Regions from separate parts of the Mus musculus genome. Here region 1 is linked to region 2. Evidence: chromatin loops called from intact Hi-C (ENCODE). Cell type or tissue: left cerebral cortex. All regions are shown on one strand.

Region 1 (8,000 bases), 130 kb after region 2:
GCTCTGGCCGCAGACCAGCCACCCCCAGACGGATGTTCTGACCCAGAGGTCTTTATTTTTGCTCTTTCCCTGGCTCTGCTGGGTGGGAAGCCACCCCCACAGGGAAGTGCACGGACCAACTGCAGACAAGATGAAAGTACAAGACAGACATCAGGGGCTCCCAGCCCTGAGCAGGTCTGCACCTGCCCAGCATGAAGCCAGGTCATCTAAACCCTAGCTATCCATCAGTCACAGCACAGCCATAGGCACAGGGCTGTCATAACTCATCCTACAACCTCCTGAGGGACAGTCCCCACTGTACTTCCCCCAGTCTCCCAAACCTCCCATCTAGGGCAGAAGCAGCCATGCCAAGCCTGGGGTGAGTGCAGGGGACAGACTCTCAGGTCCCAGGATGAAGCAGTGGGACCTGGGGTATGCTGTAAACCCCACATGTGCACTGTGGCTGTGGATGCATGTGGCCAGGCGGGACCCCATGGCCAGGCGGGACGGAGCAGCTGTGAAATTCCAGAACCTGATGGGAAAGTTTTTTTTGTCACTTCAGAGTCAGTTCCCCAGGGGACAGACCCCCACCCCTCACCCTCTGCCTTGCTGATACCAGGCACCCTCTAGGCATCACCCCATGAGGTGCCCCTTTCACCACCAGAAAGAAGGTGGCAGTGACTCCCCGAATTGTTTTAAGACCACTTGCTAATCAGACATGGCTAGCACCTGGACCCAAGACCCAGCCTCTTCCTGAGCTGTGCTGTGCCTCTCAGATAGATGGCCAGCTAAAAATATTGAACCCAGACTTTTAGGCCTGTTGTGAGCAGAGGATCCCAGGCTAAGAGTATGGGGACAAAGCCAGGGCAGGGTTTTGCGCAGGGCAGTAGTCCCCACACAGGGAAAGCCCTCCTCAGCCTTCTCTGGCCTGCCCTCACTTTTGACCCTTGTGGCCTCCACTTTGCTGTGTGCCCACAGGAGACTGCCCTCTATGGGACCCCTGAACATATGGAAGTTCCATTGAACACACACACACACACACCTGCCCTCTAGCTAGTGGTGAGTGTAGCTGATTGGAGGCCAACAGGAGATGGGGCCTAGGAGAAGGGACACCGAGTCTGTCTCCCCAGCTACTTAGAACTCTCCCTGACAGTGGTGGCTGCTCTACTATGACCACAGAGTAGCTCTTCTCTCTCTCTCTGTCTCTCTCTCTCTCTCTCTGTCTCTCTCTCTCTGTCTCTCTCTCTTTGTCTCTCTCCCTTTGTCTGTCTGTCTGTCTGTCTGTCTGTCTCTCTCTCTCTCTCTCTCTCTTTCTCTCTCTCTGTTCCCATACCTGGTCTGCACCTAAGGCCTTAGAGAGCAACATGGCTGGTATGAGAACATCTGTGACATGTAGAGAAATGTCACTGGCTCCAACCATGTGACGAGGGTCTGCAGGAATCTACATAGACAGGAGAGCAACCCAGAGGCTTCAAAGCTCTTACAAGAGCCCAACAGGGCAGTTCAATGGCATGAACGAGGGGCTGGGATGGCACAGTGCCTCTTCTAGGAAGTGTGGGCAAGCATACATGGTGGGGGATTCAAGCTCCTCAGCAGGTCAAAGGCATCTTTCTGTTCCTTGCCCTCTCATGCAGCTTCCCACCAAGGCAGGAAAGGAAAAGCCCAAACCACAAGGTGGACCCAGTGCCATCAGAGGGAGGGGACCTCGGCCCAGCTGCAGAGCCTCTGATGAAGGATGGAGTGAGGCTCCAAGAAGCTGGCAGTCTTTGCAGGAGTTAGAGGCCAGGGAAGCTCATGGCAATGACGACACCTTTCACCAAGGTGTGGAAGCGGGAGGCACACTGTCTCTGTAGCTTCAGGAGGAGGATTTGTCTATACCTCCCTCATTTGCCTCATTTGCCTCATGGATCACCCCTGGCCTGGGTACAGCGGGCACACGGGGAAGTGTCAGGCTTTGAGGATAGGAGCCCAGTGGTTGTCTGGGGCATGTCAACACTATGAAAAGGCAGATCAGAGAGAGACCCTCAGGTGCCTCCTGCCAGGCACATGACCAGCACAGGATGCTCAGCAGACACACAGTCCTTCCCCTGCTACACACACACACACACACACACACACACACTCCACCCCTCCCCCCACCTCACTCTGTAGGCACAGCAGCTCCTGTCTTCTGGGGCATCTGGTCATTCACCATCCAACGTCCTCACATCCTAAAGAGGGGCTACTTGAGAGATAAACTAGAGGAAGCCTCAGTCTCAGAGAATGTGGCTGTTTAAGCCCTCCGGGCCAGTATGCCCAAAGAGCACCTTGCAAGATGGAACTTGAGTTGGTGGGGATTGCCTCCTACCTGCCTGGGTAGTAGGAGAGGGTCAACATCGTGAGCTGATTCCAAAGCCCCAGCACTGGGTTTCTCAGCCTAGCTGCCCAAAGGGGCTCCAGACTGGGGGAAGCCCTGTGCTTTGAAGCTGTATGTGAACAAGCGGCTGGCGCAGCCTCAAGCAGAGCTGGTCGGAGCTTCAACACATGGGCAACCTCTCTCCATCCTCCACAGGGCTGCAGGGAAGCCCTTAAGGAGTGATGCCAACCCTACGCTGTTCAGCAATCATTCCCACCCCAGCTGAAGCAGGCAGGTCATACTTCCTCCAAGCTGAAAAGTCACTTAGAGGCAAAAAATAAGTAGGTGGCCATGCTCCACCCACTGACTCTGAGCACCTGTGGTCAGCAGCAGCCAGAGAATCACCCACGCTGTTCCAGCAGACTCATGGGGGTCTACGGGGCACCTGGGATGGGAGTGAGAGCTGCTCTAGAGCCCACAGAGGCCCATGGCTTGCACACCAACTGTAGGGGGCCGTGGGCAGGAGGGCAAAGTACTGTGAAAACTCTGCAGTTATCAGTTCAGGAAAACTGGCCAAAGAGGTGCGGCAGCTGTGCCAGGCCCTGCCAGCTCATCAGAACTCCCCAGGAGAGAAAGGCAGCAGGGCAGAGAGGATCAGCCAAGAAGTATTTCCTAGGGTCCTCGGCTGCCTTCCCAGAACCCCTCCCCTGCTCCTCCAAGGAACTAAGAGCAAACCTGCGAGGTCACCTCTAAAAGCTGGTTCTCATGGCTTCCACCTGCTGTGCATGTGTTCAGCAAATTAAGCAGCCCCTCCTACAAAGCCCACGGAGATAAATCACCACTGGTCTGGCCAAATGAAACTGCCTCGATGGCCCAGCCAGCTAGAGCCCATGTGCAGATGCCCAAGAGATGTAGGTCTGGGGAAGAGAGCCAGGGTTTTAGCCCAACCTGGAACTCAGACCCACCCAAAGTGGACAATCTGAGAACACAGGTTTATTGGGACACAGAAGAGCCAGCAAGTGGATGCACAGGCTGCAGAGATGCAGCCACTTCTGCAGGAAGAAGGGAAGGCAGTCTCTGGAAATTGCATCAAGAGGAAGAAGAGTCAGGCTCTCCCGCTACCCATTCACAGCTAATTCCAACAGCTTTTTTAACAGCTAAAGGCTTCCTGGGCCCAGGTGAGCAGGACACAGGCAGCAAGCCCTTGGCTCCACTCCCAGGGAGATCAGCAGGAACGGACAGAGCAGGGTGGGGAACCCATAAAGGGCCAGCAACAGTTTCCACTCGTGCCAGATTGCATCCACCCAACCTCGGGAAGACCGTGTCTGCAGCCCCTCTCAACCATGAAAGAGACAGGCAGGCTGGCAGCCCTAGCCCACCACGCTTAGTGCAATAATCATTCTAGGACCGAAGCTCCCTAGGAACAAACTCAGTTAAGAGGAAGGAGCAGCGGAAGTCGGGGACATAGGTTGCTTCTGTTCATAGACGAGAGGACCCCAACTCAGATCCAGCTCTTTTTTGTAATGGCCACAAAGACCAAAGCAAGACCCAGGGAGGAGGTCCCGAGGGCACCTGTCCCAGTAGGAAGCTTGTCCTCTCATTCCCCAGGGAATCATGACACTGTCCTCACGGCCAGGTACATAGTGGACCGGTCAGTGCCAGCCCTGGACAGAAGCAGCAAGTCTCCTCTGTGGGTGAGAAGATGCCCGAACTGGCAGAATGGAAGCCCCAACCAGGGCCTGAAGGGTCCCTGGTCCACTCCCCGTGCCGCCCCAGCAGCCTTGCCAAGTTTACAAGGCTCCACCTTGCACCCTGCGGGGAAGGGCTGGTGAGGGGGGGCAGGCCTCTCATCTGTACATCCACTCTCAGTCTCACTTCGCACCAGTTTTCCTTTGAGGCCAACAGAGGGGGATCGCTTTGCAGTTTAAGAGAGACCGCTAACCGGCCTGTTGGGGAATCATCTTTCAAAATTAAATCCGTCGCCGCTGGCTCCCTGACCCTCTCTTCCTGCCCATTCTAGTACTGAATTCCTTCTCCCGAGGCCCCAGAGCGCACGTGTTTAACACACAAAACAGTGCTGGCAGCCCCCTCTGGGCACCCCCGCCCCTGCGCAGGCCCTCGGACCCCAGGAGACTAGCTTGGGGAGGAAGTGGGACCAGGCTGCTTCCTCTCGGCCGCCTCCAAGCTGGCTCCCCAGCTGGACCCTGCGCCGCAGGGGCTTGGATTCCTCACCTCTCCGGAGTTCGGCATCCGTCTAAGTCTGCAGGACCCTTGCTGCAGGGGCGGGAACCCGGAGGCTATGGGCCCTGCGGCAGACTCGAGGGCACCAAATCCAGTCCGGGACCCCGGGTCTAGACCATCCCCTCCTCAGTTAAAGCAAAGAGCCCATTGTTTGTGGCCCCAGGGACAAAGCCCCGAGTTCTGTCCGGGTCAGCTTCGCCGCCAGGAGCCTCACGACTCGCGCTACTCACATGCTCGGCTGCAGCGGGCGCGGGGGTAGCGGCTGGGAGGCTGCAGGCACGGCGGGGAGCAGCAGCAGCGTCAGGGCCACCACGCGCCAAGACGCCCTCGCCTCCACCCCGACAGGCATAGTGCGCGCGGTCGCGCTCCCACTCGGTCCTGGGATCTTCGACTCACAGGCGGCCCTTACGGCCAGTAGACGCTGTCTTCACGGGCGCCATACCCCCAGAGGACAGCGGAGCACCACAACCCAGTCGCGCCAGGTGCGGGGCGCGAGGTTCCCGCAGGTGCAGATGGGACAGTTGCCCGGACCTCCGAGACCTTCGCGCTCGGTTCGGCGCGGCCAGACACTTGCCAGGAGTGATGGAGAGCAAACTCGGAGCGGGACGCAGCAGACGTCAGGCCCGCCCGCCGCACGCCCCCCGGCCCGACCCCAGCCCCCTCTTTCCCGACCCCGCTCCCGCCCCTTTTGGCCCCACCCCCAGCCCAAGCCACGCCCGTTCCGCCTTCGGCCCCGCCCAGACAATCCCAATAGGGAGAGCCCACTTCCAGCCCCGCTTCAGCCCCTCCCCTCTCCGGCTCCTGGTCCTACCTTTAAGGCTAAGCTCGCTTCCCAGTACTTTCCCCTAAAGCTTTCCAATTTCACTTGCGCTCCCTCTCTCTGCAACCGAGAGTCCCAGGTCTGACCCCAACCAAGTGAACAATTCTGTCGAGTCTGCGCGGTCCATACTTCGTAAACACCGCTCTATCCAGATCTGAGACCTCTGCAAGCGCACCCTTGGATTCTTGGAGTTGCAGTCACCTTCCCTTGGCCCCTCGTCCGCGCGCCCGCCACCGCTGTCCCAGAAGCAGGGAGGGATAGTAGAGCGGGAGGTAGAGGGGGGGACAGCCTCTGAGTGCCTCTGGGCACTTCCTTTGGGTACTGACTTTATTAGGTAACACACCACCCTCTGGGCTTTCGTATTCCCAGTTCTGTACTGAGTGCTTTGGGACGGTAGCATGGGGTGGAGTGGGCGTGTAGGTCCCACTAGGCACCTGCATAGGGGTCTAGGAGGTGAGGCGACTCCCTGCACCAGGTATTTATTGTCTTTTAAGCCTGGCTTTGATTTGATTTGACTTTCTCCGCGGTTAGGGGCAGACTGACCAGCGCTGTACGTGGCATCTCTTAGTCCAGGACTTATCAAACACTCAGAGGGGCTCTTTGTGAAGCTGAGCTGGGAGAGTCCCATGAGGGTATGGTAGCGGACCTCACTAGTTGCAGATAGTTGTGTGAGGATCAGCTCCTCCTTGTCCTACTGGAGAGGTGTGCCTGCCCTTTTACATGATGGGTGGACCCAGCCTGCCCTCTTCCACCATCCCTGAGGAGTGCGGTAGGTGTTCCAGCCTCCTCTTCCCCTGAAGCAAGTGCTTGAGGGGGCCTCTGGCTGGGGGACCTGGAAATGCCGCTGCAAAAGTTCGCATTTCAAAAGACTGTGGGTCTCATTACTGGGCAGGTGCTGTCAGCTTAGACCTGCTGCTGGCCCAGATGCGGAACCGAGGGCAAGGAAGGGAGTGGAGTGAGTTTAGAAAACTCAGGTTTCAGATCTGAGCAGTAAACATAGAGGAGTATAACCTCAGGGGAAATAGAGAAGGGAGGGAAGTAAGGAAGGAGGGAGGGAGAGATGGATAGACAGACAGATTCTGGAGGGCAATGGGTCCTGGAACTTGCCACCTGATGCCCCAAACAGGACCCCAGTTTGCCCTGCATTGTTGTGCTGGGACTCACCCTTCTGCTCAAACCCATCACCAGACCCTCCCTGGATCTCAGTAGCAGAGGCTGACCCGAGCCCTCTGGGGGACTCCCAATGTCTGCACCCAGGAATTCATCTCATATCCCTCCTCAGCCAGGGGCCCACCACTGTGGAGAAGTACAGGAACTGTACACTGGGCCCAGGCGCTTAAGCTTGCTCCTCTGTACCTCTGTCTCTCCCGGCGCTGGCGTGTGTGAATGCTTGTGTGCATGAGGGATGGGGACCTGAAGAAGTTCACCACCTGCTCTGTGAAACCGTGCCCCAGGACCAGAGTCTGGAGGTGAGTGGGTGAAATTTTCTCGGCTCCTTGGGTGGGGGAGGGGGCGTGCTTTTAGTATCCCGAAACCTATGTGGGGCCCTTACTGAAGAGAGACAATACGAAGTAAAATGGCTTTGCTAATTTTACAAAGGTATGTGGCCTCCTGCGTGAATTCCTAAACCCCTTCAACTTGAAGGTTTCCTTGGGTCAGAGCTTTACTGACCCTAGGCTATTCCATCTCTGCCCATGTCCCGTCCAGGCACCAGGCCTCTGTGCCAGGTGAAGAGTCCTGGCGGGTATCAGGTGCTTCCTGTGGTTAGGTTAAGACGAGCATGTGTCTCTTAAGGTGGGTGGCGTACACATGGGCAGTGTGTGGTCTGTCCACTATCCCCGGACAGAGTCCTTGTTCCCGGGCAGGTGTGGGTAGATGAAGCATGGACCACACACTCCAAGCACCTGTCACTTAGACAGATGTTGGCTGGAGCCTCACCCCAGCCCCAGAGAGACAGACCCTTTTCCTGTCCAGTCTGGCTCCTCAGAGCATGGGTGATGGTTGAGCATCTGATTGCCCAACACAAGAGTGGAGCAGAGAGGACACTTACAGTCTGTCATTGTAATCAGGACCTGGGGATATAACTCAGTTGGTAGAGTGCCTGCCTAGCATGCTTTCCAAGGTCAAATCTCCAGCACTACACACACTTGCCCTGGCGGGGGGGGGGGGGGGGGGGGCAGGGGGCGGGGTGGGGGAGGAGTCAGGGTAAGCAGAAGTTTAATGCCATACCGGGCCAGACGAGACCTTATCTTAAAACCAGCCAAATAAACAAACAAAAATGCCCCCATAAAACTAGGAATCAAATGACAATGTATTTAATACAGTTCTGTAACTCACAGCAAGCATATTGCAACTTTACAGCTAACAAATTACGACAGCTGGTTGGACATGATTATTTCAAATTGTCTCACGGGCTGGAGTGACAGTCACAACATGGTCAACAGGGCGGCTCAATTCCACGAGGTGTGCACTCGGCTTGTCTCCCCATCACTCAGAAATAAGTGCAGGGGCGAGTCGAGGGGGAGAGCGCACTCCGGGTTCATCAAGTACTTGCATGATAATGTCCTCATGTAAACATGCCTGTGAAAATGCATAAGGCACTTGGCTCAGGAAGGTGGCTGCTTG
Region 2 (8,000 bases):
GCTATCCTAGTAAGAATATGGAAGACTTTGTTACTGAGAGTGATTTGAAATGTGCAGACATGGCCCAAGAGGTTTCAGTGGGGAAGAATTTCAGTATGTGGCCTAGAGACTATTTTTGTGGTATTTTGGTGAAGAATGTGGCTGCTTTTTGCCTTTGTCTAAGAGTCTTGCCTGAGGCTAAGGTGAAGAGACTCAGATTAATTGCATTGACAAAGGAAGTCTCAGAAATGCCCATCATGGACTTTGTTCTCTGGTTAAGTCTCATGAAGAGTGTTTTAAGCAGGTATAGCAAACGAGAAAGGAAAAATATAAACTATATGGTTTGAGCATTAAAGCGGCACCAAGAAGTGAAATGGAGCTGAATCCTGTGCTCAAGGATATTAAATTGAATTAAGGGAGTGGTGACCTTGGGGCAAAATCCCACCCAGCTAAATTTAGGTCCAGGCATGTTAATATGATCCTTTAATCCCAGTAGGTAAAGACAAGCAACTCTCTGAGTTCAAGGCCAGCCTGGAACAGAGCAGGTTCTAGGTGAAGAAAAGCTTAAATCCAGACTTGGTGGTACACATCTTTAATCCAATATTCAGGAGATAGAGCCATGCAGATCTCTGAGTTCAAGGTTAATCTACAGAGCAAGTTCCAGGACAGACAAGCTTAGGCAGTGAAGGAGTTGGAAAACAGAAAGCTGGTGATAACGGAATAGAACAAGGGGGCCATGTTCCAGCCCCAGCAAGCAGCATAACTGGACAGCTTTGGCCACATGGCTCTGGCTTTAGAGTCAAGAATAGAAGGGACTACTGGGACAATTGATCCTGATTAGCTAGAGCTAAGAAATGAGTGGTGATTAAGAAGAGACCAGAATCGCCGGGTGGTGGCAGTGCACGCCTTTAATCCCAGCACTTGGGAGGCAGAGGCAGGCAGATTTCTGAGTTCGAGGCCAGCCTGGTCTACAGAGTGAGTTCCAGGACAGCCAGGGCTACATAGAGAAACCCTGTCTCAAACAAACAAACAAACAAACAAACAAACAAACAAAACAAAGAAGAGACCAGAATCACTGGGGTGAAATGTTCTGGGCAGTGTTTTCTGAGAGCACAAAGAAGCCTTGTTCCAGAGAGAGCCAAGGTTGTACCTTGTGCTGCATCTGGTCTTGATAATGTGTAAGAACCACCCAGGTGGTACTGGTTTTGAAGGCATGAAGGGGTCATGAGCATCAGCTGAGCCTTGGCACTGTAAGTGGCCAGGAAAGGCTATTGGTGAAGGTGCAGCCTCAGTTGCAGATGATGGCCCAGAACTGAAGGGGTCATGCAAAGGAGCTGAGGTTAGGCACCATGAAGAGAGCCTTTGAGAGGTTATTGGTGAAGCCTAGTTGCATTTCGAGACCCCAGTGTATTGGAGATACCAATACCATGGGATGATCACCAAGAACAGCAGCAGCAATGGAGTAGAATCAACTAGAGCCTAGAGTGCTACACAGGGCAGACCTGGAGAAGTGACCCAAGCCCAGAAGATCATGTGTGGATCCAAGACATTGGAACAAGAATCTGAAAAGCTGAAGTTGACTTGGAGAACCTAAGATGTTTGAGATGTCAGAGCCATGGGCTATCTGTTGAGAAAAGCTGCTAGAAGGGAGTGAACCCAGCCCAGGAGAAAGAAGTTTGTTGCAGTCAACAAAGATGAAAAAGGAGTGGAGATCTGAAGACCGCTTTGTTATCAGCCATGGAGATGTAGAGTTTGGAGTTTGCCCAGCTGGTTTCCTGTCTTGCTCTGGGGATTGCAGTTAAGTGATTGATTAGATGGATCTTTGGATTTTTAACGTCATTGAGACTTCTGTAGGCTATGGAGCTTTGGAATTTGGACTAAATGGACTTTTTTATTATGCTATGCTTAGGTATGTTCTCCTATAGATTTATGTGTTTGAATAAGCCTATGGGGGGGCCAGAGAGTGGAATGTGATGGTTTGTATCGGCTTAGCCCAGCCAGTGGCACTATTAGGTGTGGCCTTGTTGGAGTGGGTGTGGCCTTGTTGACGGAAGTGTGTTACTGTGGGATGGGCAATGTGAATCTCCTCCTAACCAATTAGGAGCCAGTCTCCTAGTAGCCTTTACATGAAGATATAGAACTCTTTTTTTAAAGATTTATTATTATTATTATTATTATTATTATTATTATTATTATTATATCTATGTACACTGTAACTGTCTTCAGATGCACCAGAAGAGGGCGTCAGATCTCATTACGGATGGTTGTGACCCACCATGTGGTGCTGGGATTTGAAGTCAGGACCTTCAGAAGAGCAGTCAGTGCCATCTCTCCAACCCGATATAGAACTCTTAACCCCTTCTGCACCATGCCTGCCTGGATGCTGCCATGCTCCCACCTTGATAATAATGGATCGAATCTCTAAACCTGTAAGCCAGCCACAATTAAATGTTGTCCTTATAAGAGTTGCCTTGGTCATGATGTCCGTTCACATCAATAAAGCCCTAACCAAGATCCCTTCAGAAAAGAGCAGGCCTCCAAGAGACAAAAACCAAACAGACAAAACAACATCCAATTAGACAAGGCAAAGGCCCTCACACTGAACCTGGACAAGGAAACCCAACAGGAGGAAAAGAGCCCTGAGAGCAAGTAAAGGACACACCAGCTCTCACAGAAGCCCCATAGAAACACCAAGCTAAACAGCCAGAACACATACACAGAGCGCCTGGTGCAGTCTCCTGCAGGCTCTGCGCTTGCAGCTTCAGTCTCTGTGAGCCCTTGTGAGCATTGCTTAGCTGACTCGGTGGGCCCTATTTTCCTGGTGCTCTCCATCCCCTCTGACTCCTACAGTCTTTACCCCACTCTCTCACAGGACTTCCACGCTCTGAGGAAGGGGCCCTGTGGAGACCTCCAATCTCCCCGTGTAATGTCTGGCTGTGGATCTCTGCATCCACTCCCATCTGCTGCTGGAGGAAGCCTCTTTGATGATGACTGGACAAAACACTGTGTCCTTTTCCACATCCTTGTCCTGCTTGCCCTTCCTGAGCCTCCAGTCACACAGGTTAGATAGTCCAACACCGTCTCCCTTTGGCTTTTTCACTACACTTTAGATTGCTCTTTTTATTTCATTAGATTCCTGGACAGAGCTGGGTACAGCTTGGCAGCAGAGCCTTTAGCATGCACAGGGACTAGGAGTTAGATCTCTGGCAGGCAGGCAGGCAGACAGACAGGGATAGACACAGAAAGAGGATTACAGGCTTCTTCCTTGCCCTCAAGACCTGAAACAGAAGGCCTGGCAGCTTGAGACAAAGGCATGCAAGTCTTTTCCTAAAGAAAGAAAGGTGTCCCCAATTCCAGCCTAGCACCCCCTTTAAAAAACCAATAGTCCTCCAGGAGAAGGTTAGACTTTGACATCTGAGTCCCACACCCGCAGTGTGTTTTGCAAGGGGGGAGGGCTTTCTCTGTGTGTGCCTTGCTATGTGCATTTCTGCTCCCCTGGCCTGTTTTGCAGGGGGCCTTTCTCTGTCCCTACCTTGCATTTCTGTTAGGCATAGTGCTGATACCTTTCGTTCCAGCACTTTCAAGGCAGAAGCAGCCAGGTCTCTATGAGTTTAAGCCAACTTGGTATGCATAGTGATTTCAGGCCAGCCTGGGCTACACAGTGAGACCCTGCTCCTAGAAAAAAAGGAGGGGGGGTGTTTTTCATCTGTTGATTCTGCCTGCAGAGTCTGCGTTTTCCCCTGATGTTAACTGTCTTGTGTTTGAGGGTCCCCCCCCCCGTCTTTTAATTCTTTAGAAGTCAGATACTAAGGGGGGCAGGGCGTGATGAGACCTTGCCAAGCAAGAGCTGACATGCTGCAAACTGAGGATGGGCTTGGTGGGGTGCAATACCTCATAATGGCCTCAAGGGGTCAGCAACAAGTCGCCTTTCCCAGGAGCAGTCTACCGCAGACAGCTGAGACCCAGAGAGTTCTGGGTCCCAGGTCTCAGTCCACAGGTCACTCTGAGCTCCTCTCCTCCATCCAGTGTGACTGACGCCCATTTGAGCCTGGATCTGTGGCCAACTCGTGCCCTGCCCAGAAGATATCACACCGGAAAGAGCAGAGGAACCACCCAGCTTCGGGGCTGAGGTTGGAAGCATAGGAAGACCAGGGCACAGGCAGTAAGTAGCTAGACAGGAGTGTCACCAGGGCATACAACCCCACACTGTTGGCCAAGAAAGTGAAAGTGCCAACCCAGAGTCTCCGGCATCACCTCTGTCAGAGCAAGCTCTGGGGCTACACTGCATGAACCGTGTGTGAGGGCCGTGGTGTGAGGTCACAGCTCTTTCCTGAAAAACAGATGACAGAGGTGGGTCAGGATGGGGACTAGTACTGGCTGTGTCTCAGGACCTCGGGTTACACCCAGGTCATGTCCCTGTCACGCACAGCCTAGTGAGCCAGGCAGAGCAAGCCACAGTGAGAGGCAGCTGTTTTTATTTTAATATTTACTTATTTATTTATTATATGTAAGTACACTGTAGCTGTCTTCAGACACTCCAGAAGAGAGCATCAGATTTTGTTACGGTTGGTTGTGAGCCACCATGTGGTTGCTGGGATTTGAACTCAGGACCTTTGGAAGAACAGTCGGCGCTCTTAACTGCTGAGCCATTTCATCAGCCCGAGAGGTGGCTGTTTTAACAGATACGGTCTCTCTTCTTGTCCCAGAGTGGTTGAGGTTCTGCTCTGATGGCCATGCCCTGAGGGGTCTTGGGGATAACAAACCATCTGAATACAATGTTGCATCATCAAAAAAAAAAAGAAAAAGAAAAAAATAGCTGTAATGGTGTCTGCCTGTAACCCCAGCTCCCAGGAACCTGGGACAGCCTGGGGAAGGTGAGTCTGGACTAAACATACCTGGCAGAGTCAGGATGGTCAGGGCCGTGTCAGCCCAGTCCTGACCCCCCTGCCTTTAAGAGGACCCCACTCTCCAATGGGAACTGGGCACTTCCAGCCTCCGCCTCCAATCCACCCTGCTCTGTGTTCTCTGTGCCTCCGCCTCAGGCTACCCTCCTGGACGTGTTCCCTCGTTTCTTGGCTCTTACACTCACTATGCCTCTTGCCTACCCTCCTCTTCTCACCTTGATCAGAGCCACCCTTGGGATCTCAGGTTTGATTAGCACTTCGGAGGGCAATGGTGCAGACCCCATCCTTTTCCACATGAGGAGCCTGACCCCCTAAACATGGGGGTCGTTATTACCTCCTCATTCTTGAGGACACTACATAGACTTGGTAGCTGTTTTCCTGAGATCTGGAGACTCGCGGCCAGATCTGTGTGGCTAGCAGAATTTCCAGCCTTCAGAGTTCTCAGTAAAATGAGGTTGTGGTGGATAGGTTAAACCATGAAAGGTGTTCTGGGAGATCCTGGCCAGGGCTGCCATGAAGCAGCCAGCTGCAAAGAATGCAGAGGGCGGGGCTTTCTTTCAACAAACAGGTTCCCGCAGGCCCGGGATTTCTCCGAAGGCTTCCTGGAGGAGGCGGCGGACCTGGGAGTGAGGCACAGAAGGAAGCGGGCGTAGGAGCGGGAGGGAGGGTAGACAGTACCCGAGGGCGGACTCCCGCCCGAACCACCAGACGGGTCACGTGAACGCAGGCGGACCCAGGTAGAGCGGTGACGCAGCCGGCGCGGCCAGGTGAGGCGGTGGTGGTGCAGCAGGTGCCCAGGGCGCGTCCCGCCCTCCGGCCGCGCAGCCGCTGGCGGAGCCCACCTGGCCCCGGCTCCGCCCGACCGCTCGCCCGACCGCCCACCGCGCAGGAAGTAGAGAGGGCGGGACCGGCCGGCCCCGGGACGCGGGGACCCAGCGGCACTGCAGGCTACACCCTCCCGGCCGACCCTCGGTTGCGCGCACAGGTGAGTCTGGGGACTGGAGAGTCAGCCAAGGGGAAGACCACCTGGGGCGCCCGGAGCACCTCTGCTCCATTCCCCTCTCCGCTCCCGCCCCTCCTGTACCTCGGCGACTTCATCGCGCCCCGCCCTCTCTCTTGGGCTGAAAGCCGGGGATCTGGAGCCTAGCTGCCCTGAGCCACAGTCCAAGGGACACTTTGCAGTGGACCTGGTTAGACACTTGAACGCAGAGACTCCTGGGAAGTCCCGGGAGGGGGGGGCGTGGAAGTGACTCTTCCGGGAGCTAGAAAGACGATCTGTTTAGATAGGCTGAGTGGCCTGACCCCCTCGTGCCCTTATCCCACCTTGGTGGCTTTGGTGTCTAGTCCTCTAGCCAGGCTCCGCAGTGCCTTCCAGAGGGAGAGGGCTGTCCCAGAAAGCAGAGGGCGGCACTTATAGACTGGACGGTGGTGAGCACCTGTCCCCAACCCACTACCTTGGTTCCCATATCTGTAAATAAGGAGCAGAGATCTATTTTGAGGTTGAGCGAGAAAGATGAATTTGGGCATGGGCCTGGTCCCAGGGGCCGAGATCTGAGTTGGTAGCCACCAAGATGAGATTTTAGCGGCCTCCACATCATGCCTGGAGCCCAGACAGGATTTGGTAGCTCCTAAGTAGATGCTTGGGTGTGTTTGTCACTTGAGTGACCAGCTGCAGGGTCCCAGGTACTGTGTGGAGCCATTCGTGACTGCATGCCAGTATGCCCTGATAGCAATGGCTCCCTACCCAGGTGTGTGGGCACCAAGCTTGAAAGTTGCTGTTTGTGGATTCAGGCAAGCTGCTCCAGCCTCCGGGCCTTGAGCCTCTGGGCCTCTGTTTATCCATCAGAGTTCATTGATTGAATGCACCTCTGCTGTGTTCCCTTCTGGGGACAGACCCTTCTTTCTGCCCATGGTCCAGAGAGAAGCCTCGGACCATGCGCTCACAGCACGGCCTGAGAGAGGGAAGGGTCTCAGGGCTTTGAAAAAGTAAAGACTCAGCCAGAGAACAGGGTGTCGAGAGCTAGGTAGAGGCTCCCTGCCACCCTTCTCCAAACACCTAAAGCTAGAAATCTCTGGTTAGTTGGTTTGTTTTTTAAGATATATTTATTGTATGTATTTAAGTGTTGTGCCTGTGTGTATGTATGTATGTATGTGCGCCACAGGCATGTCATGCCTGGTGCCCATGGAAGTCTTAAGAGGTCATTGGATTCCCCAGGGGTTATGAGGAGTTACAGATAGTTATGAGCTAGCATGTGGGTGCTGGGACTTGAACCCAGGGCGTCTGCAAGAGCAGTTGGAGCTCTTTTCTGTTGAGCCATCTCTCCAGCCCAGTAGCAAGAAACTTGTTAGTGTTAAGAGTTATTCTGGAGCCGGGCGTGGTGGCGCATGCCTTTAATCCCAGCACTCGGGAGGCAGAGGCAGGTGGATTTCTGAGTTCGAGGCCAGCCTGGTCTACAGAGTGAGTTCCAGGATCAGCCAGGAGTATACAGAGAAACCCTGTCTCAAAAAAAAAAAAAAAAAAAAAAGTTATTCCGGGAAGTTGTCTCCAGCGAGACACCTCCCACAGGGCGCGCCTTCTTCACCCTCGCGCAAGGAAGCTGAGTCCACAGAGGTGAGGCAGCAGCATGAAGTTCCCATAGCTTGTCTCTGCAGACAGACAGGCCGGTGCGCTCCGCGGAAGATGTTGGCGGCCTTTCTATTTGACCACCTGGTCTGGATGTTTGGTTTTGGTTTTGGTTTCCAGATCCATCCTGCCATTGCCTTAACTCACTCATTCTCTGTGACATCCTGCTCAGGTGACTGCCCCTCCGTAGCATCCTGAGTCCAGAATCCTGTCATCGCATCCAGTTCCTGGTTTGAGGACAACCATCTAGGTCAAGATAGGGCCTCAGAGCTTGACTCCTCCCCCTGTGCTCTCACCAGCTAGGGCTTGACCCAGGCAGGTCGCTTTCCCTGGGCTTCTCACTGCCTGCCAGAGAAGAAGTTAGGGGAGGGGCTGAAGTCAGAGCCGGCTAGAGGGTGTCTTCTGTGGACCAGTTTTTTTCAGCTGGTAAACTGGACTGTGGAGGCCTGGCCCTAGGCTCCCGTCAGGTCAGGACTCTGGCTGCCCCCCAACTT

The links. Hi-C counts contacts between places; a loop is a spot of excess contacts. Peaks named below come from ENCODE experiments on the same cell type or tissue, not always from the same donor. Only the 100,000 strongest peaks of a DNase experiment are listed, where the experiment ranks them.
Region 1: it touches region 2 in a loop (5-fold over the local background); 13 of 42 quality-filtered maps call a loop at or near these places.

The regions. Positions count from the first base shown.
Region 1 is chr4:154,167,928-154,175,927 of GRCm38, reverse strand. Megf6 (multiple EGF-like-domains 6) reads right to left here and starts at 5,215. Exons shown (of 37, transcript NM_001162977.1): 1 at 4,786-5,215. The coding sequence starts at 4,904. In left cerebral cortex, no CTCF peak of the experiment used is centred here; a DNase peak (open chromatin) is centred at 4,842; H3K4me3 peaks cover 1,350 bases.
Region 2 is chr4:154,297,693-154,305,692 of GRCm38, reverse strand. It overlaps Arhgef16 (Rho guanine nucleotide exchange factor (GEF) 16), which reads left to right and starts at 5,798. Exons shown (of 15, transcript NM_001112744.1): 1 at 5,798-5,868. Gm52687 (predicted gene, 52687) reads right to left here and starts at 6,049. Exons shown (of 3, transcript NR_168682.1): 1 at 5,968-6,049; 2 at 5,218-5,503; 3 at 4,438-4,726. In left cerebral cortex, a CTCF peak has its summit at 3,886 (motif pointing right); DNase peaks (open chromatin) are centred at 3,889 and 5,563; H3K4me3 peaks cover 431 bases.